2 separate regions of the Mus musculus genome follow, and region 1 is linked to region 2. Evidence: chromatin loops called from intact Hi-C (ENCODE). Cell type or tissue: left cerebral cortex. All regions are shown on one strand. Links, peaks and the distances in the headings refer to the core of each region. The heading gives the core; the rest is flanking DNA.

Region 1 (7,664 bases), core at 1,770-6,769, 290 kb after region 2:
TACCGTCTCTCAGCAGACCTGGGAGACAGATTCTCTCCTCTGAGTTTCAGTGCTCAGAGCACTCTCTGCTGGCAAGCTCTCTTACAGGGAAGCTGTGCAGATATCTTGTTTTTGGACCTCCTCCTGGTTGAAGAAGAAGGCCCAAAACAGGGCCTCTCTCAGAAGCTGTGTTGCTTTGGCAGTTCCCAGAAGCTGTCAGCTTCTGTGGTGCAGACTCTCACCTGTGCAGACTAAATTCCTAAGTTCCAGGGAGTCCTGGAACCAAGATGGCGACCCTGCTCCTGAGGCTGAGGCCTCCTCCCGAGCCAGGCGGACACCTGTCCTCTGGTCCGGACGGTGGCCGGCTGTCTGCAGCCCGCCAAGGGTGCTGCCTCAGCGGCTTTGTGCTTCCGCCCGTGCCAGAAGCTGTCCGGTTCTCTGGCGCACCCTCTAACCTGTTCAGACTAATTTCCTAGGTCCCGCGGAGTCCTGGAACCCAGATGGCAACCGCTGCTGCTGAGGCTGAGGCCGCCTCCCAAGCCAGGCGGACACACACACCTCCTTGTATTGGTTTTTTTCTGTTATTATCCTTTGAAGGGCTGGATTCGTGGAGAGATAATGGGTGAATTTAGTTTTGTCGTGGAATACTTTGGTTTCTCCATCTATGGTAATTGAGAGTTTGGCTGGGTATAGTAGTCTGGGCTGGAATTTGTGTTCTCTTAGTGTCTGTATAACATCTGTCCAGGCTCTTCTGGCTTTCATAGTCTCTGGTGAAAAATCTGGTGTAATTCTGATAGGCTTGCCTTTATATGTTACTTGACCTTTTTCCCTTACTGCTTTTAGTATTCTATCTTTATTTAGTGCATTTGATGTTCTGATTATTATGTGTCGGGAGGAATTTCTTTTCTGGTCCAGTCTATTTGGAGTTCTGTAGGCTTTTTGTATGTTCATGGGCATCTCTTTCTTTAGATTTGGGAAGTTTTCTTCAATGATTTTGTTGAAGATGTTTGCTGGTCCTTTGAGTTGAAAATCTTCAATCTCATCCACTCCTATTATGCATAGGTTTGGTCTTCTCATTGTGTCCTGGATTTCCTGGATGTTTTGAGTTAGGATCCTTTTGCATTTTGTATTTTCTTTGATTGTTGTGCCCATGTTCTCTATGGAATCTTCTGCACCTGAGATTCTCTCTTCCATCTCTTGTATTCTGTTGCTAATGCTGGCATCTATGGTTCCAGATTTCTTTCCTAGGGTTTCTATCTCCAGCGTTGCCTCACTTTGGATTTTCTTTATTGTGTCTACTTCCCTTTTTAGGTCTAGTATGGTTTTGTTCATTTCTATCACCTGTTTGGATGTGTTTTCCTGTTTTTCTATAAGGACTTCTACCTGTTTGGTTGTGTTTTCCTGTTTTTCTTTAAGGACTTGTAACTCTTTAGCAGTGTTCTCCTGTATTTCTTTAAGTGAGTTATTAAATTCCTTCCTTATGTCCTCTACCATCATCATGAGAAATGCTTTTAAATCCAGGTCTACCTTTTCAGGTGTGTTAGGATGTCCTGGACTGGGCGAAGTGGGAGTGCTGGGTTCTGATGATGGTGAGTGGTCTTGGTTCCTGTTATTAGGATTCTTACGTTTACCTTTCGCCATCTGGCAATCTCTGGAGTTAGTTGTTATAGTTGTCTTTGTTTAGAGATTGTTCCTCTGTTGATTTTGTTACCCTCTATCAGCAGACGTGGGAGACTAGCTCTCTCCTCTGAGTTTCAGTGGTCAGAGCAGTCTCTGCAGGCAAGCTCTCCTCTTTCAGGGAAGGTGCACAGTTATCTGGTGTTTGGACCTCCTCCTGGCTGAAGATGAAGGCCCAAAACAGGATCTTTCCCAGAAGCTGTGTTGCTTTGGCCAGGAAGGTGGCCGGTTGTCTGGAGCCGAAGATGGCGCCGCCTCAGAAGCTCTGTGGCTCTCGCCTGTCCCAGAAACGGCTGGCCTCTGTATTCCACACAGTCACCCGTGCAGCCTGCCCTCCACAGAGTCCCGGAGCCAAGGAGGCTCCCGCTGCCGGGGCCTGAGGCACAAACCTCTCGGGCTGGGGGATCCCTGTGCACTCACCAGGAAGGTGGCCGGTTGTCAGGAAGGTGGCCGGTTGTCTGGAGCCGAAGATGGCGCAGCCTCCGACCATCAACTTATAATTTAATGAAACTAGTAGTTCAGGGGTACCTGCTGGTAAACTCCATTACCTAGATATTTTTCTGTGTTCTTCATACCCTTGGCTCCCCTCCATGGCAGACTAACTTCTATGAAACATTACCAATACATTAATGCAATGATTCTCATCCTTCCTAATACTATGACCCTTTAATACAGTTCCTCATGCTGTGGTGACTCCCAGCCATAAAATTACTTTTGTTGCTACTTTATTACTGTACTTTTGTTACTGTTATGAGTTGTAATATAAACATTTGTGTTTTTCAATGGTCTGAGCAGACTCCGATGAAAGGGTCTTTCACCCCTAATGGGGTCATGACCCACAGGTTGAGAAACACTGCATTAATGAGTCACTTTCTTTCTGCCCAAAAATCCACTGAAAATATGCACATATATTTGTTATTCATATGAACTCATTGATTATCAAAATGTCAATGACTTTTTCCCCTAGAACTTTAATAGAATGTAAAGTGTTTTTAACAATTGCTCAGAATCAGCACAACTAATCAGGAACAGACCTGCAAAAATTGGCTAAGTGTATGTACCCTAAGCATGCATTGGATTAACGTGAATTTACCAGGTACTAATCAGAGTAAAAACGTTTAACATTCTTCTAAATGAGTAGATATACTATCCATACAGATTTAACATAAAGTCATTTTATTCATTTAAAATTTCCATCAAGACGGGGACTTTATACTAACAAAGTATTTGCTGGTTGCCCTTGAACTAATTCTCAACAGACATAATTGAAGAACAGCTGTGTTTAAGCAGACATCTCCCGTCTATAGAGTGAACTCAAGATTACTGTCTCCAAAAGATATTTGCTATGAAGTAGGTGAGAATACCTGGGTCATAGTGGAGCTTGTTTCAGAAGATGTTATCATTTGTTACAAGTGAGCATTTGAGTTCTCAATAATCTTTTGCTCAAGGTGTTTCAGTTTCAATTGTTCCCATTGTTCCAGGATTCCTCAGAAGTACCTTGGTATCGTGATTTGAAAAGAGCAATAAGCTTTGACGTTTGAGAGGGAACAGAAATAAAGAATGTATATTTAAGCTAGAAAGACAAATGTCAGCAGCTCTCAATCCTCTCATTTTTCCCTTGACATGAGATTTACTCTCCACAAATTTTTAAGTGTATAACCCACTAGCTTTGAGCAATCATCACAATATTATACAGTATATCCCCCCCAAATACTTTTATACTCCACTAAGACTTTTATTCCTATTCATTGCCAACCCGTCATGCTACCAGATCTCTTGCCCTCTTGATGGGAACACCTTGGGAACAGGTTAACTGACAGATGGCAAAACTGGTTCTACAATGATCAAATAATGACCTGGATTTCGGGGAACAACATGAGAATCAGATAGGTGGATAGGGGTGTGTGTGTGTGTGTGTGTGTGTGTGTGTGTGTGTGTTGGGATTCACATGGTGCAAGGAATATCCTTGCTTCCTGCATGCTGCAATGAGCAGTGAAGACCAATCATTAGAGTTTTCCAAATAAAGATGTGTGATCACTATGACTGCTTTGTTCCTCCCAACACTCACTCATCCTTAAGAAACAACATCACAGGGTGAGTTTTCCAGAAGAAACAGGCACATGACAAACGGTTTGAACCCATTCTTTCATGGCTGTATTTCTGACAGTATTTTTTCAAAGCTTAGATGTAGTCCAGTCTGATGTAGTGTTCTCACTGAGAGTGCTTTTCTAGGCAAACCACCTTTTAAAGAAAGCCCTGCTAAATGCTTCAGCCTAAAGCTGGTACTTTAATTTGGAATAAAAAAGACAGTGCCCACCTCAAGGGCAGGATGACTGAAGAGTTCTTTGATCTTGCTGTGTCTCTGAGTAAGCGAAGTAAGAATAAATCGCCTCTGATTTGCTGTTAATTAAGGGAAGTGACAAGTTCTGTTTATCGGTAATAGACATAAAGGGCCTTATGAATTCCAAAGAAGGCAAAGGCCTGCTTGTCTGGGGAACATCAGTGTATCTTAAAAAAAAAGCTTGTTCTTGGGCAGGTCTGGTAGAGAAGATTAAACTGGTTTTATATTCATTTCATTTGGCAAAATTAAAACCTGAAAATGAACATGGAGTTTTGTGACCTCAGCATCATTTTAAGACAGTGATGAATGTTCTCCCTCTCTCTCTCTCTCTCTCTCTCTCTCTCTCTCTCTCTCTCTCTCTCTGTGTGTGTGTGTGTGTGTGTGTGTGTGTAGTAGTGACTCATCCCTTCCTGATGGTGTGACTCACATTAGGGTAGAATACCAACCACCAGCAGTTCCTCCTAAACATCTTGAAAATTGAGTCAGAAGAAGAGCAATTCTATCTTTGCTGATTCCTACAGACTATTGGACTGGAACACACAGGCATTTTGCTTACATAGGCACCACACAAACAGCAGCTCTAGGTGGAACTGTCACTCCCAGGTGATTATCATTTCAACTTAAAATTAACCAAATAATACTAATGTCTCTGCCTTCTACCTCCCCTCTCCCTCCTCCTCTTTCTTCCAACTACTTTCTTCCTCACACACCCTACCATATAGTTATACCACCAGCTCAACTTACTCTTACTGGTTATTACATATATTCATTGAGTGCAATTGATACAAGACTATGCTATGTTCAACTAATGAAATCAAACATTGCCAATCAAAAGTGGCCTCAGTACAGGGGAACGCCAGGGCCAAGAAGTGGGAGTGGGTGGGTAGGGGAGTGGAGGGTGGGGTATGGGGGGACAGTTGGGATAGCATTAGAAATGTAAATGAAGAAAATACCTAATAAATTTTTAAAAAGTGGTTTAAATAAATGCAGCTCATTCCTCTCTAAAGGTTTCTAGAGCTCCCACTAATTTCTACATCTGCATCTATATCTAATTGTACATGCACATACACATACACAAATGCACACAAGTATACACACATTCACATATACATACATACACCCATGAACATAAGCATGCATATGTATACATTTGCATGTACACACATACAAAATTCATGCACACATGCACACATACACATGCACAACATGCACACGTGCACACATACATTCAATATCTCCTCATAGCATTTTGTTTCCAAATACTACATGAAATCCCATGTGAGGACTAATTCTTTTTTTAAAGGATTTTCTTCATTTACATTTCCAGTGCTATCCCAAAAGTCCCCCATACCCTCCTCCCCCCAACTCCCCTACCCACCCACACCCACTTCTTGGCCTTGGCTTTCCCCTGTACTGAGGTATATAAAGTTTGCAAGACCAATGGGCTTCTCTTTCCACTAATGGCCTACTAGGCCATCTTCTGATACATATGCAGCTAGAGACACGAGCTCTGGGGGGTGCTGGTTAGTTCATATTGTTGTTCCACCTATAGGATTGTAGATCCCTTTAGCTCCTTGGGTACTTTCTCTAGCTCCTCCATTGGGGGCCCTGTGATCCATCCAATAGTTGACTGTGAGCATCCACTTCTGTGTTTGCTAGGCCCTGGCATAGTCTCACAAAAGAGAGCTATATCTGGGTCCTTTCAGCAAAATCTTGCTAGTGTATGCAATGGTGTCAGCGTTTGGGGGCTCATTATGGGATGGATCCCCAGATACGACAGCCTCTAGATGGTTCATCCTTTCTTCTCAGCTCCAAACTTTGTCTCTGTAACTCCTTCCATGGGTGTTTTGTTCCCAATTCTAAGAAGGGGCAAAGTGTCCACACTTTGGTCTTCGTTCTTCTTGAGTTTCATGTGTTTTACAAATTGTATCTTATATCTTGGGTATTCTAAGTTTCTAGGCTAATATCCACTTATCCGTGAGTACATATCATATGAGTTCTTTTGTGACTGGGTTACCTCACTCAGGATGATGCCCTCCAGGTCCATCCATTTGCCTAGGAATTTCATAAATTCATTCTTTTAAATAGCTGAGTAGTACTCCATTGTGTAAATCTACCACACTTTTGTATCCATTTCTCTGTTGAGGGGCATCTGGATTCTTTCCAGCTTCTGGCTATTATAAATAAGGCTGCTTAGGAACATAGTGGAGCATGTGTCCTTCTTACCGGTTGGAACATCTTCTGGATATATGCCCAGGAGAGGTATTGCTGGATCCTCCAGTAGTACTATGTCCAATTTTCTGAGGAACCACCAGACTAGTTGTACAAGCTTGCAATCCCACCAACAATGGAGGAGTGTTCCTCTTTCTCCACATCCTTGCCAGCATCTGCTGTCACCTGAATTTTTGATCTTAGCCATTCTGACTGGTGTGAGGTGGAATCTCAGGGTTGTTTTGATTTGCATTTCCCTGATGATTAACAGGTTTTTCTCCAAACTGGATAGAAGAGAGTCTAAGTAACCAGGAGATCCCCTCTGATTGCCCATGAAGTTTTTTGTGGGTGCTAAACTGTAACACAAGTGATTATCTTTTCTGTTTCAATGCAATGTCCTCACAGAGGGGTCCACCTGGTCTGACCCCTACCATTTCTGAATCCTTTTGTCCTTTTTGACTGAGAGCTAGAAAGTGGCTTAATCTAATGATGAACATAGGGAAAATAAGTTAAGCATGTTATTTTCAGTTCCACCCTTTTATTTTGGGAACTGTCTACCTAAAGCAGGAGAAACCCAGCATTCTTCAGCAGTCATGCTCTTTATCAGAAGGCAGGAGGCCTTCCCTGGTCTTGAACTCTCCAGCAATGGATCATTTTCTCAAGTCCACTCCCAGCTTTACTCAGTAGTCCCTTAAGACATGTATTTCACCTAACACTTTAAGGTGGAGTTTCAGTACTCATTCTGTGAACCAGCAGACCTGACAAAAATGTTAATTCTCTTTGGACTAAGGGGACTGGATGGGGTTCATGCCCAGTGTCCTGTTCGCTGCTGTTTTTGAACATTCCACATGAATAGCACCATGTTCTAAATGTGTCCTAAGTGTTGGAACGAAAAATTTCAGAAACTAAAATTATTGTCAATAGAGGTGATATTTTAACTTATTTTTCCATACTAATCTTTGTCTTAATTCTCCAAAACAAGGAAATGCCTACAATTTATTCAGCTGCCTAGGCCCTAGTCATATGGGCTTAGTTCTTACAGGATAGTTAATATGTACCTTTCCATTCATCCTAGAGTGGTTTATTCCCAAACATTTTTCTGAGCTATACTTTAAGTCTTAAATATCACCCAAAGGTTCATGTGTTAATGATGTAAGCAGCTCAGTGTGATTTGGAGGTGATCAAACCATTCAGCCGTGGGCCCAGAACCTTCCTCTCTCTTTCACTCTCTGTTCTTGGGGTAACTGGTTTTTCTCAGTTATCCACCACAGTGTGCTGACTAAGCACAAGCCTACAAGCAGAGTAGGGTTAACCCAAAACTTCTACAGCCAAGAGCCAAGATTACCTTTCTTATCACAAACTAAGGTATCAGATATTTCTTTTAGGAACAGAAAGCTGAAGAACACACCACATAGAAGATAGCCAATCTTTTAGCTTCCTAAGAGATGATGCTTCA
Region 2 (7,664 bases), core at 1,043-6,042:
GGCTCCAGCTCCCTCACTCTCAAGTCCGCAGAGGTTGAAGCAAGCAGACAGGGCTGCATTATTGCCTTCTGTTTGGCTTATTACCAACATGACCTCTAGATCTCTCTCAGTATTAGTTCTAAATAAATTTAAAACTTGAATCCTTGGACATCAGGCATTGCGAAGGAATGGGGAGTCTGCGCTTGACCTCATACCTTTTCATTGCAATTTTATAATGAACAAAACAGATCTGAGAAATTTCTATCTCAGTCTTATAGGATTGAAGAGGAAGAATCAATCCATGCAGATGAAAATGACCCTGCAGCCTTTAAAGGCAGGAGAAAGCAAAGCTCGAGGGTGGACTTTGTGCTATTAGTGGTTTCGAATTGAATGCTGAGGCTTAGCATGGTACTAAGAACAAGGACTTTTTTTCTTCCATTGTAAAGGTCACTTGCATCTCTTTAACCACATATTGGTCTTACAAGGAAAAAGGTGACAGGCTCTGCACTGTCAGAATTCTAGCCTTGACTTGGTCTCAGCAGCAGGAGAGAGTTTCTTAAAACAGGACACAGAACCTTCTGGAGTCCTTGCTTAAGGCATCGACAGTTGTTATTATTCCTTCAAAGAGAAAAAAAAAATCTGTACAAACTATGTTCTTTTCTTGGACTTAAATCCTGTCTAGCCTGAAAGGCATATGGGAAAGGTAGAGCTGGGGTTTCTCTTATTGAAGTTTTTGATTCATCTCTCCACTTTCCGGGAACAGTAAGTGTCTCTGCAGTCTACTCAATGCAGCCCAACAGGAGGAGCATGTAGCCATGTGATTGCCATTCTGGCTCTGATCTTTAACAGAGAAAATGCTGTGTCTACAGAATTGACACAAGAACAATGGTCGCGGTGCTAAACGGGAAGTGTATACACACTTGCTTTCTTTTGTCTTGGGATGCGTTTTAACTGAACTACAGGTACATTGAGACAGACTGGGCTCTATGGAACTTGAAGCCTGAGTATCTTCAGGGAACACTTGGAAGGCAAGTTTCAGGCACTGTAAAGCAGGAAATGAAACTGCACCATGTTGGAGGCAGAGAGACGACAGCAATCTTCTGAACATGCAGTTATTAGTTGTTTCTCCAGAGGCAACTGAGACAAGCCCAGGAAAGTTCTCATCTAAGCTGTTTCTCTGTGCTTTTGCACATTGCACGGAATGGATAAAGCATCTTCATTGAGCATCCACCACTCCTTGAGCCGTGTGCTACAGCACAGTAGTGTTGAGAGTGACCAATTCTTGTGGAGCTCATGCAGTCTGAGAGGAGACAGATACTATGCAGTCACACAAGTCAGGACTTTCTTTCAATTGTGTGAAGTCAGAATCCTACACTGCTACGGAGACATTTGTTATATACAGGAAGGTGTCCAGGACCCAACAATAGAAAAGATGTTCAGAGCTAGTATATTCTTTGTCATATATCAATGTAAAGAATACATTTAAAGTCTTTTCTTCATCTCAAATAAGTAATTGCTGACGAATATCAAAAACCTTAGTAAACTCCAAGTTGCTATCTGTTCTTAGATAGACTTAGTCTCCGCTTTTTTTACTGGCAAGACAAGCATTTTGGTCAAAAGGGCTTCTGGAAACAAGGCAGAGATCGTGAAGTATCTGTTGGCTCAAACTCAGGGAAAGATGAAGGCTCCATGAACACACTTTGTCCCTAAGAAGAAACAGTGGAAGCTCAGAGACCCATTGTGGGCAGGTGTGCACTTAACCTTTCTGAATTGGGTATCAAGAAATAGTTATGAGTAGGAATTTTGCTCACTAGAAACTTATATGCTTTTATGCTATGAAGGAGCCCCACTAGACTATATCACTCCTGATTGGAATGCCATACTACACAGAACCTACACATTTAGTTTGGATGGTACATGGTGGAAACGTTTCAATTGAAGAGAAAAAGGCGGCAGTGGGGATGATGCATCAGCTTCAGTTGCTCACCAATCATCTAGAAGAACTGATTTAAAGGTAATCTTTTGAGCTCTTCTCAGTTCTCATGGGTTATGGCATGATCAGAATTGAGACACAAAATACCCAAGTCTCATTAGGAGACTAATGAGAAAGGCAGGTTTCTCTTCTTTCTACTAAAGGAGAAAAATTCTGAGCCAATGAAGAACCTACTAATATAGGTGCTGATCCTAAGAGGAGGAACATGGAAAGTAAGAGGCATAGAGCTTAGATTGTTACTTGTGTTTTACTTTCTAAATAAAATCCGAGTGCAGAGTCTCTGAGGCTATCCCAAGATCCAATCCTTATCCCTTCCCCTGTTTAGTACCCATGTACTTGGTAATTATTCTACTAAGCCAACATGGAAGACAGAGGTAATTAGTGCAGCTTTCAATGCTGTCCCAAGCCTTGAGAAGATATCATTTTGAATGGTCAATAGTGATTTTCAGATTTCCTTGGGATGTAAGAATTTGATATTTACTTTCCCCAGATCCTCTTCCTTTCCTGGTCTTTAATAGAATTTTCCTTAATAATGGGGGAAAAAAGAGCCATATTATGCTTATAATTCAGGATAAGGCTTTGAGCAATAAGACCAACTCCCCCCCCCCCCCGTACCATTTATACTCATTGGCTGAATTTAGTTTACCCTAGGGACTGACAAGCTTAGAAATATTTGAACTCAAAAAGAATGATACTGTTAAAAGTAATAGCATGAGAAAACAAACAACCATTAAGCTTACCTAATTCCACCACCCAAAACAACTTTTGAGGCCTCTATGTATAATTTTCCAGGGTCTATCTTCACTGGAACACATTTTACAAATTTTAATTTACATATTGTTTTGCGTTTTTCTTCTCTTAAGATTATATTTCAAGCATTAAATAAAAAAAAATCCACTTTGGAAAGCCATAACTCAGATATCACTCTGCTGTAGTCTGAAGAGGCATTAATGCCTGAGGAATCCCAGCAAATCATTTCAGGCTTCTGTCAGTCTCCAGTGACACCATTTAGAAAGAAGTGGAGGGAAGAAATAAAAAATAATGTAACCCTGTGAGGGAAGAAGACAACAGAGTTACCAAGTGCTATTGTCTGACAAGACATCTCTGGAGAGGCTGGGATGAAAGCCACACAAATTACTAAAAGCCATTTAAGAAATTGGAGACCCTTCAAGTGTGGGAGAAAGGAGAACATGAAGGATAGGGGGTCTGAAGAATTCTGTTCCTTTCCTCACGAATGCGTGGTGAAGGTGGTTAGTTAAGTGGCTTCATAGATTTTCAAACAGAAATGGTCTGAGGAAAAGGGTGTGTTAATCACTCTGCAGTGGGGACTACAGGCTCAGTGTGGGCTGTGGCCTGCTCTGTTAAAGGGTCCTGGGGCAGAATTCTCTTTATTTCTGCCTCCATCAGCCTTGTGTCCTTGTCTTGACCTTGACAGAAAGGATCTTTGCATAGCCTGTGGCTCTTGGGTCCTTACGGTTTTTGAAATATTCGACAAAACAGCCCAGATGCCTTGCATAATAACATAGAAAACAGACATGGTTTCTGCATTTCTGTGTAGATGTATGCACAGTCTCCCTATAATTTTAAGGGGGACAAAGGAGACAAAATACTCATCTTTGCGGTGTTTTTCCTTCAGCATAGTGTTTTGTTTGGAATATGACTCACAAGAATTGGACATCTAGGTTCATGATCCAAGCTGCTAGCATGGACAGACATCTCAGAATAAATCCCTTTCCTAATGACTTCAGCTGCAGGAGCGTAAACTCAAATGTCCTAACATGTTGATAGGGAGAAATACAAAGATGATACCCCTCTCTTTTCCTGGTGTCCAGTATCTTTAACTCTTTTGATTTACAGAGAGATGTTATCAGTAGTAGCTTCTCAAAAGCACCTAAGAATTGTTTATTCTCATCATTTCTGATTCATGGAATATGTTGTGTTTTTATGTGTTCTTGCTATTTCTTATTCCTTTCATCCTTTCTTACAATATAGGAGATGGGTGCTACAGATAGCATCCAAGTGTCCCTCCAGTCCCAGCATGGAACAATTTCTGTGATTTATTAAGGGCTGGTCCAAAGGAGCAAGAGTAGTATCTTAGGTAGAAAGTGAATTGATCAAAGGTAAAGGAATAAAAGACATTAAGTTTACCATTGGGTGAGTGTCATTTCAAACATGGTCTTTTTTGATTCCCCATCAATCCTTAACTATGGGACTGGAAAGACCCTGATACCAATTTCTAAATGAAGACCTGAGCCAGGGATACTGCATGACCCATGTTTTCTAACCAGCTTTTCTAGAACCCAAGCTTAAGAGACCACATCAAACTCGTGCAACACCCTAATGTCAAGTTGGACAATGGGAGCATGGCTGTGGTGAGAATGGACTGGGAAGACTTATGTCATCTGCACAGCATCAGAGGGCATGGCCCACATGGACGACACCATGATATTACCTAAAAATTACTATTTCAATGGCCAGGTATTGTCTTTCCAGTTGTAGTCTAAGACTTATTTGTCCTGCTCTTTAGTTATAATATTGTTTCAGGAAAACATTGTAGGGAAGATTTAGTTATTTCATCTCACCAAGTACCACCTCTTAGCCCCTCAAACTCTCAACATATGGAGAACATATGGTGAGGGGCAAGGCTACTTGAGACAGAATTATGATTTATTTCTCTACTAAGTTTCTTTTTGAAATAGGTCAATATGTGGCATATTGATATTGCAAAAATTAAGTTTCTCCTCTTCTCTTCCCTCTCTCTCTGTCTCTCAGTCTCTTTCTGTCTATCTGTCTGTCTGACTCTCTCTCTCTCTCTCTCTCTGTGTGTGTGTGTGTGTCTGTCTGTCTGTCTGTCTGTCTGACTCTGTGTGTGTGTGTCTGTCTGTATGTCTGTCTGACTGTCTACTTCTGAGCAAGACATACTCTGTTGACTCACTTTACAAATACATGCACCCTAGTCAGTTTCCACACATGATAGCATAATATCACATTAAAATTTCATTAATTTGATAAGAAACCTATACATTTTCAGTTCTATTTGCCATATATAAAAGGAAATTTCATTTCTATAAATGTTTGGAATGCACAGCCTTCAATTAAAGGCTAATTCTAATTAGAAGAAATACATGGAACACTATGTGGGAGGAAAAGCTAGACATGTCATTCACTGTAACAAGCTTGCCATACTAATCTGGTGGGAGTTCTTCCTGCAGGATGAGAGGGACAAACAGCCCTTTGATATGTGTCATTGTCCTGAATGACCTAGGCTTTCTCTATAATCAGCTCCTACTCCCCAAAGCTTATAATCTGAGCATTTTTTTCTCTCATTATCCCCACAGAATTACCAGAATGCATTTATCTTGATGACTCCAAGGTTGTGACCCACAGCTGCCTCCACAGGTTCATAGCCAAGATGAGCTTCCAGAATACCATCCAATGCTCAGAGCTTTACCATTGCCCTTCCTGACTGAGGTCACTTGGTTTATAATGGTGATTTATTGCAGATTGGATCCGTCTGGTTTATTGTTCTGCTACAACCTTCCTGATCATTTTTCCTCTTAACCAAGCTCTGTGATTATCACAAATGACCTTAGGATTCAGGCAGTCACTGGGGACTAAGGGTGGGGAAAATGTATGGTGGGTTAGCTACTGTGATTCCTCTTTTCACCTGTAGGAGATAGGTGATGCCACCCTAGGCCATCCAGTTCAAACTCTCTCTCTCTCTCTCTCTCTCTCTCTCTCTCTCTCTCTCTCTCTCTCTCTCTCTCTCTCTCTCTCTCTCTCTCTCTCTCTCCCTCTCTCTCTCTCTCTCTCTCTCTCTCTCTCTCTGTGTGTGTGTGTGTGTGTGTGTGTGTGTGTGTGTGTGTGTACTCACCTGCTCGGCAGAAGTGTTTGTCCTTATCACCAACACTGATCTCACTGAGGTATCAGGGGAGCAGCTGGCCACAATTAGGACTCCTAATCAGCCTAAATAGATTCCAGTGAAGGTAAGCCCCTGATGTCACAGCTGGTTACTTCCTGACCACTGCCCAGCACTTTCTCTGAGGTATTTAGCCACATGACAAACCTCTCCAGCCATTAGCCAGAGCCTTGGTGATATGCATATAGGCCAGTCAATGGGCCTCAACTCCATTTCCAGTTCAAGATTGCTTCGCCCTGAGCCTCTCAATCTCTCTCTCGGCTCTTAGCCAAGGATGATTTGAGCTCTGCCCATTTTTATTTCTATTCTTTTAGTCCCAAGTGGCTCTGTATCTGCCCCTCGGAAGTAACTATACATGGAAGGGTGAGTAGCCCAGCCAGTGTGTGGCACATGAGACTTGTTCCATCTCTGTTAAGGCACAGAGCAGTTGTCTTATACACCACAGCAAGATAGAATTAGCTGAGGCTTGGAGTCAGATGGGAGGCCTTGGTGCAGATGTGTGCGTAGTTTTATGAATATATCAAAGAAGCCACACCATTTCACTCCATTACATACTTCCTATCTATCACATGCAGCTAATAATACCTAATTTTTGGAGTTCTTCTTAATAATAAATGAAACAAGATCGATTACACTGCCTGATACATAGTAAGCTCCCAATGAATATTAGCTTAAAATGTATTAGCTAATGTAATAATTTATAAACCCTGGGCTTGTGGGGTATGCTTAATCCATGTTAATGATATTTACTGATATTAATGATATTATGTGCCCTGTGATCATATTTTTATAATGAAATGATGATTAGGCCTTTGGGAACACTTAACCAGGTGATCGGCTGAGGGGGACTATATATAGCATATAGTCCCAATAGAACAGAAAAGACCACTGTCCACTAATTTGGGCAGACCAAGACATGTATACACTTAGCAGAGTGTTTTAGAGGCTAGAGTGTGTAGAAGTGAAAAATAAAGTTTACAATTTTAAACTGGCCAGAAGGTGCTGTTTTTTTGAGAAATCATTGTAGTTTTATATGATGGACAGCCTTCTAATTTCCATATACTAAAATGAGGTTTAAAGATACTGTAGAATAGGAAACTGGTACAAGGTTAGACTTCAGACACCCAACCCTTAGCACTAGATAGTAGTGAAGTAAACTCTGGGAATCGTGTATTAAGGTCATTGTCACCTGTGCCATGTGTCCCATGCCTTACAGATTGTGAAAGACTTTCACACACACAGCTTATGTAATCACAGTAGTGTGATATATGACTGCTATGTTAGTTTTCCACAGCTGTAACTGGTATATGAGAGAGAATAACTTAAGGCGGGTATTTTTTTTTTTTTTTTTTTTTTTTTTTTAGTTTGGCTTATGGTTTCAGTCCACCATCCCTAGCCAGGTCTCTTCTGGGTCTGGAGTGACAGAGAGCATTACAGTGAAGGACACCTAGGGTAGAATTAACACCCTCCAGGGTGGGCTTACAGCAGAGTGAGAAGAAGGGTCTGGCCATTAGTTCTACCCCTCAAAGACAGGTCCCCAGGGGTTTACTTCCCCCTGCAAGGCAAGGGCTTGATTCCTCAAATTTTCAGTACCTCTCAAGTTAGTGCCACCAAAGTTCAGCACTTGAGCCCATGGGGACCTGATGCATCTTCCATGCATTTCAGATGTTTTATTCTTGTTTTCTGCAGATCAGCAAACAGGGCCATAGCAGCTACCCACTTGCCCCAAAGTTACACAAATGGCAAAGCTTGAGTCAAGCACTGACGTGTACA

Evidence for each region. Hi-C counts contacts between places; a loop is a spot of excess contacts. Peaks named below come from ENCODE experiments on the same cell type or tissue, not always from the same donor. Only the 100,000 strongest peaks of a DNase experiment are listed, where the experiment ranks them.
Region 1: a loop joins it to region 2, with 2.1 times the contacts of the local background. A loop is called at or near these places in 1 of 42 quality-filtered maps.

What each region holds. Positions count from the first base shown.
Region 1 is chr9:33,386,155-33,393,818 of GRCm38, reverse strand. No RefSeq gene overlaps it. Among named protein-coding and RNA genes, the nearest start is that of Gm32171, 140 kb to the right of the region's middle. In left cerebral cortex, for the core only: no CTCF peak of the experiment used is centred there; a DNase peak (open chromatin) is centred at 4,445.
Region 2 is chr9:33,670,694-33,678,357 of GRCm38, reverse strand. No RefSeq gene overlaps it. Among named protein-coding and RNA genes, the nearest start is that of Gm25439, 240 kb to the left of the region's middle. In left cerebral cortex, for the core only: no CTCF peak of the experiment used is centred there; no DNase peak of the experiment used is centred there.